Linked DNA regions of Homo sapiens: all the other regions are linked to region 2. A link is an interaction called in ENCODE POLR2A ChIA-PET data of the cell type or tissue named here. Cell type or tissue: MCF 10A. All regions are shown on one strand. Each heading gives the region's core, and the rest is flanking DNA. Links, peaks and the distances in the headings are about the cores only. Region 1 has its middle 17 kb from the start of GAS1. Region 2 has its middle 150 kb from the start of DAPK1. Region 3 has its middle 8.3 kb from the start of CTSL.

Region 1 (6,100 bases), core at 689-5,688, 410 kb after region 2:
TTTGTCAAGTTAAAGAATTTTCTTTTCAGTTTATTTTTTGTTTATTGGTCTATTGTGAAATTCTATTCTTTTTGTTTCTTTTTTTTTCTTCTTCTTTTTGAGGCATGGTCTTGCTGTGCCCTGCAGGCTGGAATGCAGTGACTCAATCACAGCTTACTGCAGCTTCCATCTCCCAGGCTCAAGAGATCCTCCTGCCTCAGTCTCCTGAGTAGCTAGAACCTCAGGCACGTGCTGCCATGCCTGGCCAATTTTTTTTATTTTTAGTTGAGATGAAGTCTCACTATGTTGGCCAGGTTGGTCTCAAACTTCAAGCTATCCTCCCACCTCGGCCTCCCAAAATGCTAGCATTACAGGTGTGAGCCACTGCACCTAGCCCTATTCTTGAGCTATTGTTGGTGATCTATATTTTCATATAGATAAAATAAAATCACTTTATCTAGGTTTCCAATATATTAATGTTACATTGTGGAAGATATTCTCTTTCAGTTTTTAACATTTTCTGATCCTGTGTTTATATCTTCCTTCTTTTTTAAGCTTCTATGTGCCTTCTTTCTTTGGAAGTTTTGCTTGTATTATTGGTCTTTTCTTTTCTTTTTTTTGAGACAGAGTCTCGCTGTGAGGCCCGGGCTGGAGTGCAGTGGCACAATCTCAGCTCACTGCAACCTCCGCCTCCTGGGTTCAAGCGATTCTCTTGCCCCAGACTCCTGAGTAGCTGGGATTACAGGTGCTCACCATCATTACCAACTAATTTTTTTGTAATTTTAGTAGAGACGGGGTTTCACCATATTGGCCGGGCTGGTCTTGAACTGACTGCAAATGATCTGCCCGCTTTGGCCTCCCAAAGGACTGGGATTACAGGCATGAGCCACCGTGTCCAGCCTATTGGTCCTTTCAAATAGCAAGTTTTTAGTTTCATCTATCAAATGTATTCTATGATTGGTTGTTTCTTATCTTAATAATTTCTGCTGTACCATTCTTGATTGCATTTTTCTACTTTATGTTTCTGTTATTTTCCTGGGTTCCTCAGCTAAATGTTTAGCTTATTTATTTTCATTTTTTCATGTGCTCTAACAAGTTCATTTCTAAATGTTACTTTTCCTTTGTGCAACTTTTGGGTTACAGGTTTTGATGTGCTATTTCCTTATTATAATTTATTTGCAAAGAGTACGTACTTCCTATTTTGATTGTCTCTTTAGCCTCAGAATTATCTATGTTATAATTTTGTAGGTATTATTTTCTCGTTTTACAGCATTTTTGATTAACGAACACAGCCTAATAACTTCTGCTGTATGCAACTTCATGCTATTTAATGTATGGCTGTTAATATGATAAAATGTTAAATTTATATTAGGTGCATTAAAAAGAAATGTGTAATCTCTGATTTTGTCTGAGTTCTTCTTTACAACAGTGTATCAATTTACTTATCTTAATTCTCTGTATGTCTTTTTCTGTTATTTTCTTTAGGAGATATGTTAATATTTCCTGTCACACTATGGATCCATCAGTTTTTCCTCTTATTTCTGTCAGATTTTATGTATATATTTTGAAGGTATAGTGTTAAATGCATTTAGGTACACGACTTTTATCTTTATGGAGGAATATATTTTTTAACAATATGAACCTTAATTTTGCCCTTTTAATAATGTTTACCTTTAATTTTATTTTGTGTAAGAATGTCACATCAGGGCTGGGCGTGGTGGCTCACGCCAGTAATCCCAGCACTTTGGGAGGCCAAGGTGGGCGGATCACCTGAGTTGGAGACCAGCCTGGTCAACATGATGAAACCCCATCTCTACTAAAAATACAAAAATTAGCCTGGCATGGTGGTGTGTGCCTGTAATCCCAGCTACTAGGGAGGTTGAGGCAGAAGAATTGCTTGAACCCAGGAGGCGGAGGTTGCAGTGAGCCAAGATCATGCCACTGCACTCCAGCCTGGGCGACAGAGCAAGACTCCTTCTCAAAAACAAAAACAAAAACAAAAACAAACAAAAAAAATTGTACCTACTTTTATTTTGTTAACTGTTTTTTGAAGAAACTTCATTTTGCTTTTTCTTTGTAGAGAGTAACACGCACACATTAAAAATTTTAAAGATGCAGTTAATGAAAAATAAGACACTAAAAGCCACCCATAATGATAACACCTATAGATAATCTAAGTACATTTACATGTAACCTTTTGAGCTTTTCTATATATTTAAATTAAAATTAAAAAGTACATTCTACTTTATAAGTTGTGTCATCATACTCACAATCCCTCTAATACCACTTTAGGGAGTGGTAGCTTTTTAAATATCTTCCTCTTTATATTAGTCCATTTTCATGCTGCTGATAAAGACATACCCAAGACTGGGCAATTTAAAAAAGAAAGGTTTAATTGACTTACAGTTCCATGTGGCTGGGGAAGCCTCACAATCATGGCAGAAGGTAAAAGGCATGTCTCACATAGCAGCAGACAAGAGAAGAGAGAGCTTGTGCAGGGAAACTCCCATTTTTAAAACCATCAGATCTTGTGAGACTTATTCACTATCATGAGAACAATACGGGAAACACCCGTCCCCATGATTCAATCATCGCCCGCTGGGTGCCTCCCACAACATGTGAGAATTATGGGAGTACACGATGAGATTTGGGTGGGTACACAGAGCCAAACCATAATCGCTTGTCAATCCATTTATCTTCTTGTAATTTAGGTCTTGTAATGAGCACATAGTTGGGTAGTATGAATTTTGTTTGATTGATTGGTACCATTTTTTTAAATCCAATGGAGCTTTTTATTTCTTCATAGCAATTCAAAAACTATTTATATTTATTGGTTACTGGTTTGTTTTGATACATTCTCACCATTTTACTTTATGTTTTAAATTTGCCATGCTTTCATGGTTTTTTTTTCTCAAAAATCTCCCATTGATAGCCTTTGTTGGACAGACTATGTATGCTTGTTGCTGTTTTATTAATTTTTAAATTTAATTTTTGTGGGTACATAGTAGGTGTATATATTTATAGGGCACATGAGTTTTTTTTTTTTTTGAGACAGCAGAGTCTCGCTGTAGGCATGCAATACATAATAATCACATCATGGAAAAGTTATCCCTTGTGTTACAAACAATCCAATTATACTCTTTTAGTTATTTTTAAATGTACAGTGAAATTATTATTGGCTATAGTCATCCTGTTGTGCTATCAAATACTCGATCTTAATCATTTTTTTCTAACTTTTTTTATACGTATTAACCATCCCCTTCTCCCCTGGTCCCCTCCCACTACCCTTCTCTGTTTCTTATAACCATCCTTCTACCCTATATCTTCAAGAGTTCAATTATTTTGATTTTTAGATCCCACAAATAAATGAGAACATATAATATTTGCCTTTCTGTGCCTGGATTATTTCGCTTACCATAATGACCTCCAGTTCCATCCATGTTATTGTAAATTACTGGATATCATTCTTTTTTATGGCTGAATAGTACTCCATTGTGTATATGCACCACATTCTCTTTACCCATTCATCTGATGATGACACTTAGGTTGCTTCCAAATCTTAACTATTGTGAATAGTGCTACAACAAACGTGGGAGTGCAGATATCTCTTCAATATACTGATTTCCTTTATTTTGGGTATATATCATTCAGTAGGATTTCTAGATCAAATGGTAGCTCTATTTTTAGTTTTTTGAGGAACCTCTGAACTGTTCTCCATAGTGGTTGTACTAATTTACATACCCTCCAACAGTGTGTGAGGGTTCCATTTTCTCCACATCCTCACCAGCATTTGTTATGGCCTGTCTTTTGCATATAAGCCAGTTTAACTGGGGTGGGATGATATCTCATTATAGTTTGATTTGCATTTCTTTGATGATCAATCATGTTGAGTATCTTTTCATATGCCTGTTTGCCATTTGTATATCTTCTTTTGAGAAAGGTCTATTTAAATCTTTTGCCCATTTTTTTGATTATTAGGTTTTTTCCTACAGAGTTGTTTGAGTTCCTTAAAACTTCTGGTTATTAATCCCTTGACAGATGAGTAGTTTGCGAATATTTTCTCCCTGTCTGTGTGTTGTCTCTTCACTTTCTTGATTGTTTCCTTTGCTGTGCAGAAGCTTTTTTATATTTTTTATTTATTTTTTATTGTTTGAGATGGAATCTCTCTTTCTCTTGCCCAGGATGGAGTGCCGTGGTGCAATCACGACTCACTGCAACCTCTGCCTCCGGGGCTCAAGTGATGCTCCCACCTCAGCCTCCTGAGTAACTGGGATGATGGCGTGTGCCACCATGCCTGGCTAATTTTTGTATTTTTAGTAGAGACAGGGTTTCACCATGTTGGCCAGCCTGGTCTCAAACTTCTGACCTCAGGTGATCTGCCTGCCTTGGCCTTCCAAAGTTCTGGGATTACAGGTGTGAGCCACCGCACCCAACCAGAAACTTTTTTAACTTGATATGATTCCAGTTGTTCATGTTTGCTTTGGTTGCTTGTGCCTGTGGGATATTACTTAAGACATTTTTGCCCAGACCAATGTCCTGGAGAGTTTCCCCAATGATTTCTTGCAATAGTTTCATAGTTTGAGATCTTAGATTTAAGTCTTAAATCCATTTATTTGATTTTTGTATATGGTAAGAGATAGGGGTCTAGTTTTCTTTTTTTAATTAATTGGTTTTTTTTTTGGAGTCAGAGTCTCACTCTGTCACTGAGGCTACAGTGCAAGTGGTGTGATCTCGGCTCACTTCAACCTCTGCCTCCTGGGTTCAAGTGATTCTCGAGCCTCAGCCTCCTGAGTAGCTGGGATTACAGGTACCTACTACCATGCCTTGCTAATTTTTGTATTTTTTTGTAGAGACAGAGTTTCACCATATTGGCCAGGCTGGTCTCAAACTCCTGACCTCAAATGATCCACCGGCATCAGCCTCCCAACGTGCTAGGATTACAGGTGTGAGCCACTGTGCCCAACCTCATTTCATTCTTCTGCATATGCATATCCAGTTTTCCCAGCAAAATTTATTTAAGAGACTGTCTTTTCTCCAATGTATGTTCTTGGCACCTCTGTTGAAAATGAGGTGTGTGGATTTGTTTCTGGGTTCTTTATTTTGTTCCATTGGTCTATGTGTCTGTTTTTATACCAGTGCCATGTGATTTTGGTTATTATAGCTCTATAGCATAATTTGAAATCAGGTAATGTGATTCCTCCAGGTTTGTTCCTTCTGCTTAGGATAGTTTTCGCTATTCTGGGTCTTTTGTGGCTCCATATAAATTTCAGGATTTTTTTTTTTTTCTGTGAAGAATGCCATTGGTATTTTGAAAGGGATTTCATTGAATCTGTAGATTGCTTTGGATAGTAAGGACATTTTAATATTGATTCTTCCAATCCGTGAAGAAGGAATATCTTTCCACTTTTTTGTGTCCTCTTCAATTTCTTTCATCAGTGTTTTATAGTTTTCTTTATAGAGATCTTCGTTCACTTCTGTGGTTAATTCCTAGGCATTTAATTTTATTTGTGCTATTGAGATTAGTTTTTAAACTTCTTTTTCAGATTGTTCACTGTTGGCATATAGAAATGCTACTGAGTTTTGTATGTTGATTTTGTATCCTGCAACTTCATTGAATTTGTTTATAAGCTTTAGCGGTTTTTTGTTTTGTTTTGTTTTTTGTTTTTTTTTGAGACGGAGTCTCGCTCTGTCGCCCAGGCTGGAGTGCAGTGGCGGGATCTCGGCTCACAGCTCTAGCAGTTTTATGGTGGAGTCTTCAGGTTCTGCTGAATATATAATAAGATCATATCATCTGCAAACAAAGATAATTTGACTCCTTCATTTCTAATTTGGATTTCCTTTATTTCTTTCTCTTATCTGATTGCTTTAGCTGGGACTTCCAGTACTATGTTGAATAGCAATGGTGAAAGTGGTCATCCTTGTCGTATTCCAGATCTTGGAGGAAAGGCTTTCAGTTTTTCCCCCTTCAGCATGTTAATAGCTGTGGATCTGTAATATATGGCTTTTATTATGTTGAGGATGTTTGTGGCTGTTTTCTCACACCTTCCCCCTTTCCCCAATTATTTGAAGTTATAAATTATACTTCTACTTTGTCTAGTGTTTTATCTTAAAACTTAGCCCA
Region 2 (6,100 bases), core at 461-5,460:
ACTGCAGTGACTATTTACAAGCAAGATCATAGTGCACCACGGCCTTGATCTCCTGGACTCAAGTGACCCTCCCACCTCAACCTCCTGGGTAGCTGGGACTATAGATGCACACCAGCCTGGTACAATATCTTTGACATATAAAATATTCAGGCTCCTTTCTTCCAGGGATGGAACAATTTTGGTATTTCACAGAAGTCTCAGGCAAGGATATTCGATTTGTCCCTCAAACTCTGTAGACAATGTCCCCTCTGTGGGTATGTGGCTCTCCTGTATTTATTATCATCTGCTATTTCTCTTTTCTTTTTTCTCCTTCTCGGAGACATTCCCTCTACTTTCAAAAGTGAAGGCACAAAATCACTTCTCAAGTTGGGCCACTTAAAGCTGCTCCCAGCTGGAGAGCAATAACAGTATTTCTACCAACTGTGCTTAGCCACTCAATCCATATGTGAACATTCTAAGTACAGTGCACTATGGCAAGTTATATTATGGCTCATTCAATTCAACCATAGTGTTTTGTGTGCTTACTGTGTGCCAGGCACAGTGCAATGAAAGTGGGATGCAAAGAGGAATGAGATGCTATACCTGCCCTTACAGAGGTCAATTACTCAAATACCTCAAGGTACTCTGGTGATAGTAAGTGGGAAATGATACAACTGTTCCTGTGATTATTTATCAGGAGACTTAGTGAAATCACCTGGTGATGGATATTGAGAGATGGCTTTCCTCTGCCAACAGATGTACAAGTGTATACCTATATACACTTGCTTGTGTGTCCCTTGGAGCCCCAATGTGTCTTCCTTTTAAAAGTACACCAGAATAAGAGACAAGCTCAGAGAAAGGTAAACGCATAAATCTGCTCATGGAACCAGAATTTCTTACACATTTTCCTGGACCACTCTGGGTTTTATAATTTAAGAAGTTCTTTACAATGTTCTAGGTACTTAGCATGGCACAAAAGGGCACATTCTTTGCTCCCAATGCACTGCATACTACAATGTAGAGAAAACGGGAAACCTCTCAAACAAAGAGCCAGGAAGAGGCAGGAGCTGTGCTGGAGGAGCAGAGAAGTGGGAGGCAAGGCAACTGAGAGCCGGTACATTGTGCACCGTCTGGGGACATGCAGGAGGGGGAAGCAAGCCTGCAATTTTTTTTTTTTTTTGACTTTGGAAAAGGAATCAGGAGCTATTTCTTGGTTTGTGAGCTTTGCTATGGTTTCAGTTTGCCCTCAGAAGGTTGACAGTGTGGGTGGATGGCATTGTTTGGTTGTAAAGTGGGGCAGCAGTTGGTGAGTGGTTAATTTAAGAGTCACGCTCTGACAGAACAACCCATGTGTCCTTTCCCATATGCGTGGGGGAAAAGAGCCAGCACTGCATTCACTGTTGGAATTGACTCTGTGTAGCTGGGATTAGCAGCTCTGTTTTGCAGAACACAAAGATTTAGAGAGTTAAAGTAAATGCACCAAGGTAAAGCTGGGGACAGAGGTGCAATTTTAATTTAGTTTAGGCTGTGCATCTTCCACTGAAGAATTGTTTTGCTTTTATTTATTATTATTCTTTAATGCTAAAGAGAAGAGATTCAATGGTGTTCAGCTGAGGGGAGAAAGAGAGCATATTTGTGGCCCCCCCTGCACGGTCTGTGACTGGGTCCAAATTTCCCTGGGTCAGCTCCTTCCTGGAGCCACTCCTTTCTGCTGTGGCAACAAGGTCAGCAGGGTGACCCTTGTCCACTCACACCTGGGGCACAAGACTCCATGTTGGAGAACCTTCAAGATGGCGGCGAGTCACCTTGGTGACTGATAGGATGTAGGGCCCTTCTTGGAGGCTCTCCTCAGGCTAGGATAGGCTGTGCAAAGAAAATCCTGATTGGTCTAAAATGACTGTTATTTTGGGAACTATGCAGAGAGGTATATGACAATTACTGACTCAGACATTTTCAAAGTGGTGGGATTCTCTCTTCATGGTTTTGTTTGTTTGTTTGTTTTTAGACATAGGGTCTGGTTCTATTGTCTAGGCTGGAAGTACAGTGGTGTGATCATAGCTCACTTCCCCTCGAACTTCGGAGCTCAAGCGATACTACTGCCTTAGCCTCCCAAGTAGCTAGGACTACAGGAGCACACCACCATGCCCTACTAATTAAAAAAAAAAGTGTAGAGGTGGGGTCTTGCTGTGCTCCACAGGCTGGTCTCAAACTCTTGGGCTCAAGCAATCCTCCTACCTTGGCCTCCCAAAGTTCTGGAATTACAGGCATGAGCCACTGCATGCAGCCAGGATCCTCTTTTCAAGTTAATGGATGTGCTTTTCCCCCAGAGTCCCCATTACTATGTGCCCCCTTCCCACTGCTGCCTAATTTGAGAAACAGCTGGGGCATCCAATACCACCACTGCACAGAAAGATGAGGCCAGAGCCAGAGGGAAATGATGTTTTTCCCCTTAACTTTCATGTTTTCAAAGAAGAGGCTCTTAGAATGATATACAAAATAAAGAGGGCAACAGTCTTGTGCATCGTGGGCAACACAGTAGATTTGAGAGAACACAAATAATATGGGAACCAGGGTTTCCTCTTCTTCTTTCCACTAGGGGGAAAAAACCCCACAAAAACCAAACAAGCAAACTTCCTGGACAGAGAAGTGGAAAAGGAGAGAACTTCGTAAGGTCTGTAGGGAAAGCATGAGGCCCTAGTGAACCCTACGTATAGGAGTGCCATCAAAACTCAAAATCACCAGCCTCCCCCTCGAGCCAACATCGTCAATCACCAGCATCCATGTAGGAGCTAAGAAGCATCTGATAGCCACCTGTGTAGTGGAACAATGTGATCACACTTCCCATTGGCTTCTGGTGAGGACCGCATTTTGATAACGGTCACAACTTCACAGCTCATTTTGATATCTGTTCAGCAGGAATGTCACATGTTTGGACTCTGAGCCTTTTTAGTCCTCATTTGACTTAACCCAAGTGTAGAGTCTCTGCTTCCATTTTCCCCAGATGGAGAGTGGAGTCTGGGTCTAGACACCTAGAGAGGGCCATGGGGAAGGAAATAAGAGTCTCTGTCTTAGATTTGGATGGGCTGAGAGGGACCAACTGCAAAGGACATTAGGCTTTTCTCTCATCCCCTGTATCATCTTCCTCACATGAAGAAATTTCCACGGGTGCTTTCTAAGGAGCCACATTCCTCCAGGCACAAGAGTAGACAGACATCACGTTGCTGAGACATTGGCTCACCTGTTCCTGTTGCCCTCAGAGGGCCAGCAGAAATCTGTTGCTAAAGCTGGCTTTTGGCACTAGTGCTTCAACATTTTATGTGCTTAAAATTCCATCTGTGCATGTTCAGACATGACCAGAGTGCTTGTCATTTCTAGTTCAGCTCAGCCCTCCCAGGGCTTGGGCTTGGAAGAAGAAAGGTTTCCTCCCTCTCCCTCGTATACCTACTCTGCTTAGCAAGTAACTCCATCTGCCCCAGACTTGCAGCCTGGGACTTGTTGACAAACTTGGGCAGTTTCATTATTCCCACCCAGTACTTACTTGGAATAAGCCAGGAGCTGCTGGAGGAGCCCTGCTGGCTGCTGGATGAAGATGGAAGCCCTTTAGGGAATGGTGAGCTGGACCGGGTTATTGGTCACACAACCCAGGAAAGGAGTCACCGCTGGAGACTCCCTGGGAAGCCAGGACAAAATATCAGCTTCACTCATGTGAGCTGAGATCCTAAAATTCAAAGCACTGGATAACAAATGGAGGGGATGTATAGTGGGCTGGAGATGCACCACCCACATCCCCATTCACAGAGGACCTGCTGCCCGTGCTACTGGAGGTGATGTCGGCGGACAGTTCTCAGCTCTTGGTTCCTTCTGGGTGGCCTCAGCTACAGACAGCTGCCTTGCCCAAGAGCACACTCTTCCCTGTGTAGGGCAGCAAAATATTCCACACCCAATTATGCCATTTTGGCATAAGGATTATATTGAGCTGAAGACAGTGGAGAGGAAGCAGATACAAGAAAAGCTCTCTTCCCTTCTCCTATTTGGCTAAAAGCAGAATATAAATTTGTAAAGGTGTTTTCCTCTCCCTTTTACCGGGAAAGACAGAAATTAACCACCGAGACAAAACCTGTGTCAGTCCAGAGACGGCACCATGAGGGCTATCCAGAATTCAAGGATGGGAGCAGAGCTTGTTCTGGGCTTTGATTTAGGGAGAGAGGAGGCAAGGAGAAGGCATTCCGGGCAGGAGCCTGGCACAGATGGGGCAAGTGGTTAGTGAGGTGCTGATGAGGTTAGCAAGGGATGAAAAGCAGGTAGGGTTAAACCAAAGCTGGGCGAGGGGCCTCTTCGCGACCCTTCCCCACCCTGTGGCTGCTTTCTGTAACCACTGGCACTGTGTGCTCCAAATACTCTCATTCCTGCTCCTTTTCTGGTACCTTCTCGGAGTCTCAGCTGCTGCCATTCCCCTGTGCTCGGGCCTTCACCTCCTGGCCTTTTTCTGTGTGCTCACTGCTGGGGGAGCCCAGACATCGTGGAGGAGTCCCAGCCCAGTCCCTCATCGGCAAGCCTGCCTTCCTCACATCCCAGAGGGCATTTCCAGCTGCACAGATGCACTCCAGCTTGCACCACCGGCACCCTGAGGTCAAACTCCTCCTTCCCTCGAAAAAGAACTTGGCAGACTCCCACAATCTCATTATTTTTTCAGGCTCTTGAGCTGGAAGCCTTGGGTCATCTTCGCCTGCCTGCCTTCCCTCCATTCCTTCCTTCCTTCCTTCCATTTCTTTTCCTTCCTTCCTTCCTTCCTTCCTTCCTTCCTTCCTTCCTTCCTTTCTTTCTTTCTTTCTTTCTTTCTTTCTTTCTTTCTTTCTTTCTTTCTTTCTTTCTTTCTTTCTTTCTTTCTTTTTCCTTTCTTTTTCTCTTTCTCCAGTGCCTCCTCCAAACCATCACAAAAATCATACAGCTTCTTTCTTAGATATTTTTTCTTTTTCTTTTGTACCTCATACACCAGCCCTAGGGTACCTGCCTCAAATTCAGCCTGTTCCCTCATTCTTGTGCCCCAAGAAATTCATCAGGGAGGACAATCTAGAAATCTATCTCTCTCTATATATATTTAAGTACCTTTCTTTTTTAAAAAATTTTTATTTCTTATTTTCTTTAACTTTTAAGTTCCAGTGTACATGTGCAGGATGTGCAGGTCTGTTACATAGGTAAACGTGTGCTATGGTGGTTGGCTGCACAGGTCAACCCATCACCTAGGTATTAAGCCCAGCAGCCAATAACCATTCTTCCTGATGTTCTCCCTCCCTGACCACAGGTCCTAATTTGTATTGTTCCCCACAATGTGTCCATGTGTTCTCATCATTTAGCTCCCACTTACAAGTGAGAACATGTGGTGTTTGGTTTTCTGTTCCTGTGTTAGTTTGCTGAGAATAACGACTTCCAGCTCTATGTCCCTGCAAAGGACATGATCTTGTTCCCTTTTATGGCTGCATAGTATTCCATGGTGTATATGTACCACATTTCCTTTATCCAGTCTATCATTGATGGACATTCACGTTGATTCCATGTCTTTGCTATTGTGAATAGTGTTGCAATGAACATATGCGTGCATGCATCTTTATAATAGAATGGAAATATATTTTTCAATAACCTTCTAGGTGATTAATTTGCCCTGCGCTGAAGTCAGGATAGATTAGATTATGCTCCTGTAACAAATTCATCCTGAAATCTCAGTGGCTTAACATAATCAAGATTTATCTGTTTCTTATGCAAATTCCAATATGAGTAGGGCTGCCTCCTTCTTGTAGCTACACCACCTGGAATGGTTGGTGCCCAAGATGTTAAGACTGGGAAGCAGGAGCTGAAGGGATGTTTCTAAGGATCAGGACTGGAATTGGCTAGAACTCAGTTACATGATCTGAACCAAGCTGCAAGGGAGGCTGGGAGGTGCCCAGGGACTTCTCAGGAGGAGGAAACAGTCTGCAGACATCTGCTGTCTCTAGGATATATCTGGGTTTCTCTCTCTTCATGAGTATGGCTGTTCTCTGGTGTCCTGCAATGGCCTCCCTCACTCACATCAACTTATTGAGTCCTTGGTTCTTAGAGTTAAAAGAGCCAGGCACAGCATTCTCTT
Region 3 (6,100 bases), core at 761-5,760, 370 kb before region 2:
CTGGTGAGTGGTGAGCATGATGGCTGACAGGCAGACACAGGCAATAATCAAGTACACAAGTAAAGAGTAATTAAGTCCGCTTATTTTGGAATTAAATAATTTGGAGTTCAAGTCATAGTTCAGTTTTTGACAACCATGTCACTTTGGGTGAGACACTTAAATGTATAGAGCCTGCACTTCCTCACTTGTAAAGGGGAATTAAAAATGTGGGTATTGAGAAGATTGAAGCAGATAGGTTAGGTAGTGCTTAGAAGGCAGTTCCAAGCACACAGCTACTATTCTTCTTACAAATGTTTTGGAAGGTTAGAGTGCCCCTGAATCATTGAAACACTCTTATGAGAGCCATACCTTAACACATATTACTGAAGATGTTAGATAGAATTGTCGAAAAACACAGAAAAGTAATGAAGAATGTGACAAGCCCTTGAGACCTGGGGAAGGCCAGTCAACTGAAGTCTTAGGACAGAGCAGAGAGAGATGGATTAGGGATATAGGGCCATAAGCATGATCTGGAGCTATGCCAACCCACTATCTCTGGTGAGCTCTTTTCCATGGTTTGATGTAGGGTGAAGGAGCTCCTGGGCCCTTGGAGTTTCTCAGCCAAAACAGCTCCCATCATCATTGCTTTCTCCCCTGTTGTTTTTTGGTTGTTGAGCCCAAAAGTGTGTGATGCCTCGAAAGAGGTTAAAGGTGGGCATCACCTCTCCCTAAAATGCAAGCTTAACCGGCAGTGGCCCATCTGGAAGGCTTGTGTTTTTCTCCTTCTTCTCTTGCATATTCTCAGAAACATAATAAGCACATCAAAAAATGACTTTTCTTGATTTCTAGCCAGAAAAATCAGGACTTCCTTGACTTTTAGTGGACTGACCATTGTGTTGTCCTGGAAAGCCAGATGTGGAGCAGACAGGAATGAACATTTGCCTTCAAACTTCAGTGTCCTGGCCTGTTCGTAATTTGATGAAAAAGGCATTGATTTATTTAAAAAATGTAGAATATGTGAATGTTTAATTACCAGATAGAGCAAGTAACCCACCATCTCTCTGGCTTATAAACAATAATGGCCCACATCCCCTCCACCTTGTTCCTAGAGCACTAAGCCTGTCATTGAGGTGGCTTGGTTTGGAAATTTCCCTTTGAAATTTCTAATGAATAACTTGCTGGTGGCCGTTTTCAAGGATTCTCAGAGGACCTTAGCCTTTTATCCTTCCAGCAGTTTCATCTGTTATTTTTCAATAATTTTTTAGGTGAAAAACAAATAAAACAAGTGATCATTATGAAAAACATAGATAATACAGATAAGCAAGACAAATGGGGGGAAAATACCCAAAGACTCACCTAAAATCCCACTGTCCTTGTTGGCCTCCTGAAACCAGTGGTCAACTGGGAACACACTGCTGACTTACGTGCCAAGCACCACATTCGCCTTGTTGTGTATTATGGCATTTGATTATCAGAATAACCCTCATCCCCATTTTACAGATGAGTACAGTGAGGTTAGAGAGGTTACGGAGCTTGCCCAAGGGCACAGGGCTAGTCAGTGAGGAAGCCAGGATTTGGTCTCAGGAGGTGGAACTCCAACAAATGGGGATGCAGTGCTGCAGGGGTGTATGGGACCCTGGTACTGAGGGCTGACAGTCATTAGGAGAATTGCAGGAGGACCACAGGGGACAGTTTACGCTAAACCTGACCTTCTCCACAGTTCACAGGAGCAGCAACCAAGACATCACACCCTCCCAAGAGTCCCAGCCGAGAGGTCATTTCCCAGCATACAGTTCCCAACTCTCACCTCCTGCTTCCATTCAAAACTTCCTCAAAAGCACTTCCTGTTTTCTGTGACTCTCCATTGAGTTTTGGAGAAATCTTATCTTGTCCCTGGGGTTCTGACGCAGGTCACAGAGCAGGTGGAGGGTGGGATGGAGGGGAGAATACTCACAGTCTGACCTCAGTCTCATGCCTGCAGACCTGTGGTGTATATAACACAAGGGGGGTGATACTTTATTGTGCAAATATGATTTTTTTTCCTTTTTTGTGTTCCCTTTTCAAGGACATCACCCCTATACAGACAGGGATATTGTTTTCTCACAGATAATCAGAATTTTAACAATAGGAATGTAAAGAGAAAAAAGAATCAGTGTTCAGAATTAGACTTTCCCGATAGATTTCTGAGTTCACAATGATCCAAAAGCCAAGGCTGAAGAGAGAGGAAAAGATTTTCTCAATTCCTGGAGCCAGTCTGAAAACCTCTCTTATGAACCTAGAGGTCAGTGTCATCAAGGAATTAATTGTCCATAGCTTGGTGGAGTTGGAGAAAGAGGAGAGAAGAGTCACCTCCCAAACTTGGGGAGCAACAGGGGTTTTCTGCAAGAGGCTGAGGGCTGTAGCCTCCTTGCACTCATACCTGGGATGGCTGAGCTTAGAGCATGTGGGCTCTGGAATATTCCCACACTCAGGCTTGCATGGAGGGTGAGAAGGCAGGTCAGACAGGTTGGGATGACCAAAGGCAGCAAACGCAGACTGCTCAGAAGACCCCGAGACACTTGCACAACCATGGGAGGAGGGGTGGCTCCCTGGACAATGAAAGAGACTAGATTTAGGGGAGTGCGATCCAAGCCAAATTTATTTCAAGAAGATTAAAGGAATATGATAGTTCTGGAAAGCATACTGGAGTAATGAAGCCCAATAGCCGGGGTACTGCATGGGTGAAACAGAAAGGGGCTAATTAGTTCCCAGAAAATGGGAGGAAATGGTCAAGTGTTGATGAAGCCTGAAGTTTACAACCTCTCCTTAGGCCTATACTATAATTCCCATGGCCACATTCTCATGTTCAGTTTTATTCAGGCACTAACAAGGACAAAGGTTGACAAACATAGAAAAGGAATGCTAGAATCTCTTTAATGGTGTGGACATTCTCTTCATCAGCCTCATGAACTCAGATTTGGGATGATGCTTCCTGGCTGGTGCTGTTCTTCCCCACACCTTGTCTTCCTCCTAGCTGACTTCTCTGCATCACTTGCATGGCGGAGTGTTCAGGGAACTTGAGGGATCTACACACTCTATGTACAGACCTCATCCAGGCTGTGCCAAATAGTATTTTAGAATGGTCAAGGTTTAGTGCCCAGGATCACCCATCCAGAGGCTTTGCAAGGGTTGGACAGACATGGCCCTGAGAGAGCCCATGGCTTGATGAGCTGAGTGCAGGCTGAAGTTCAGGCCCCACAGGCCCTCCCTCTAGCAACTCTGAGCAATCTACATAGTCTGCATGAGCAGACAGATAATCTGCTGCTGCATACAGGACAAACAGAGCTCACCCCTGCTCACTAAGGCTCACCTCCTAGGATGCCTCCTAGGCAGGCAGAAGTTAAGGCTGGCTTGCCACACTCACATTCTAGGACCAGGGACCTGCACCTGCCCTTGCTACGCTGACCAGTCTCCCAGGCTGTCACCACTGCCCTTGGAAGAGCTCACACTGCTGATATTCCAATCTCCTTTCTTGCTCTTGCCAAGAGGTGGCAAGAGGGTCTCCTTATTCACCTGCCCACTGAAAACCAAAATTTTTTTTTTATTATAGTAAAATAGACGTAACATAAACTTGACCATTTTCACTATTTTTGAGAGCGGCATGAAGTTCATCGCATTGTTGTGCCACCATCACCGCCATCCATCTCCAGAACTTTCTCTTCATCCCAAACTGAAACTCCTAACCCATTCAACAGTAAATCCTCATATCCTTTTCTCCTAGCCCCTTAATTTAAAATGGATAAGGATAGTATTTTTGAAATAATAATGTTTATTTCCTGTTGACTTTCTTATTGACAATCTGCCCTTGATACAGGCAGAGGTATCCATTGTCTTGGGAATAGTTAAGATTGTGAAAGGGGAAATGGAATGAAAAAGAGCCAAATGTTTGGGGTTTAGCTTCTATTAATAAAACAAAATTTTTGAGACCCTGGCTTTCAGCAAAAAGCCAGTCTTTATAAACAGAGGCAAATGTCCTTCCAAATTCCAACAGGCTCCTGGGAAGCTGGGTGGGCACTCAGGATGGCCTCGCTCCAGGTCACCTTGCCTTGCGCCACTGTCTTTAGGAGTGAAAACAATCCATAAGCAGCATCATAGCTGTGCCAACAAATAGTGGGGCGGGTATCGTGGAGGAGGATTCAAGGCGTCTTTATAGCCTGGAAGACAGAACAAGGGATGAGAAATACAGGTGGTAAGTGTCAGCTCACGTAGGAATTAAAATCTGCTTTTCCAATCCTCCATCTCTGGGACCATTTGAGCGGAGACCGACTGACCCTCATATTTCATGGCGGGTGATGCTCTGGCTGAACTTCGAGACATCCCATTTCCTCCTGACTGTTGGATCCTATGCCCCTATGTTAAGAGCAACCAGAAATACTGTGCTTCCTAAAGTGTGGCCCTCCCGCAGGGACCTTGGGTAAGTTTCAGTGTTCAGGGGATGGAATAAACATTGTCATGAAATATGTCATGAGACGGGGCCTGAGGGCTTTTCCTGAACTTCTATGCATAGCAAAGAGCAAAGGCTCCTGAGCAAACAAAACACAGCAATAAACCTTTAGAGTCATGTTGCCCATGGTGAACTTTTCACAATTCCAGGGAAATGGAGAAAAATGAAGAGCACTGGGTAATTTTTTTCCCCTAAGATTAAGTTATTCCATTGAAAGGAATGTTAATTATTCTAGGACTGTAACCTTCCCACTTTCTCTCTCTCTTTTGTTTCCTTCCTTCCTTGCCTTCCTTGCTGCTTTTTTTTTTTTTTTTTTTTTTTTTTTTTGCTCTGTCTTGCTCTGTTGCCCAGGCTGGAGTGCAGTGGCACAATCTCGGCTCACTCCAGCCTCTGCCTCCCGGGTTCAAGTGATTCTCGTGCCTCAGCCTCCCCGGTAGCTGGGATTACAGGAGCGTGCCACCATGCCTGGCTAATATTTGTATTTTTAGTAGAGACAAGGTTTCGCCATGTTGGCCAGGCTGGTCTTGAACTCCTGGCCTCAAGTGATCTACCCGCCTCGACCTCCCAAAGTAATGGGATTACAGGCGTGAGCCACCGTGCCCCGCCCTTCCTTGCTGCTTTAATTTTTTTCATTTGGAATTTTTTTCTCTATTTATTAATTTCTTTCTTTCCTTCTCTTTCTTTTGGGGCACTATGATTGGTGACAGCATTGGATAGTTATTGTAGTTTCTGTGTTCTTTGCAAAACAAAGTGTCAGAGTGTCAGTCCTCCATGTTCTTTATAAAAGTTTGCTATTTCATAACATTCCCAAAGTGTGGGAACCACTGGCAATAGCAAGGCGTCTCAAGGTTTAAGAGTCAGTTAAAAAAAAAAAAAAAAAAAAAAAAAGGCGGCCAGGCACGGTGGCTCATGCCTGTAATCCCAGCACTTTGGGAGGCCAAAGTGGGCGGATCATGAGGTCAAGAGATCGAGACCATCCTGGCCAACATGGTAAAACCCCGTCTCTACTAAAAATACAAAAATTAGCCAGGTGTGGTGGTGCGTGCCTGTAGTCCCTGCTACTCAGGAGCCTGAGGCAGGAGAATCACTTGAACCTGGGAGGCAGAGGTTGCAGTAAGCCGAGATCGCACCACTGCACACCAGCCTGGCGACAGAGTGACAGAGCAAGACTCCATTTCACAAAAAAAAAAAAAAAAAAGCTACTCTTTATTGAAAATAGCTTTAAGGGGCAGAGAGAAGTTATAAGATTCCTTTTTATTTCTCATTTTCAAATAAAAAATGAAAATAGTAATTCCAAAATGACAAGAGAGAATCTATTCAAGCGTTTAGTGTACTTTTGCCTGGCTTATGGAGGGATAAGATAAAAATGTCACTGGGTGAAAACAATGAGATAAATTCACAGCTGGGAACATTGCACAATATCACCAGTGTTGCATGTTTGCTCAGTAGCTGGCTGTTCTCCATGTCAGCAGGATGTATGTGGCTTGTTTTGACTCCAGGTCCTCCAGGAGTATGTGTCCAACCACCAAGGTGGGCAGCAGAGTTTGGAGGCCAAATCCTTTGGTACCTGGAGCGGGATAGCAATGGAACCACACAGAGAATGGCCCAGAGCACTGGGAAGGGTGCCTTCTCAGCAAA

What was found. ChIA-PET counts read pairs that join two places held together with the same protein. Peaks named below come from ENCODE experiments on the same cell type or tissue, not always from the same donor. Only the 100,000 strongest peaks of a DNase experiment are listed, where the experiment ranks them.
Region 1: POLR2A ChIA-PET joins it to region 2 with 5 read pairs; 3 of 35 experiments call an interaction of 5 or more read pairs at or near these places.
Region 3: POLR2A ChIA-PET joins it to region 2 with 5 read pairs; 2 of 35 experiments call an interaction of 5 or more read pairs at or near these places.

What each region holds. Positions count from the first base shown.
Region 1 is chr9:86,927,660-86,933,759 of GRCh38, reverse strand. No RefSeq gene overlaps it. Among named protein-coding and RNA genes, the nearest start is that of GAS1, 17 kb to the left of the region's middle. In MCF 10A, for the core only: no CTCF peak of the experiment used is centred there; no DNase peak of the experiment used is centred there.
Region 2 is chr9:87,341,441-87,347,540 of GRCh38, reverse strand. No RefSeq gene overlaps it. Among named protein-coding and RNA genes, the nearest start is that of DAPK1, 150 kb to the left of the region's middle. In MCF 10A, for the core only: no CTCF peak of the experiment used is centred there; a DNase peak (open chromatin) is centred at 3,310.
Region 3 is chr9:87,714,782-87,720,881 of GRCh38, reverse strand. No RefSeq gene overlaps it. Among named protein-coding and RNA genes, the nearest start is that of CTSL, 8.3 kb to the left of the region's middle. In MCF 10A, for the core only: no CTCF peak of the experiment used is centred there; no DNase peak of the experiment used is centred there.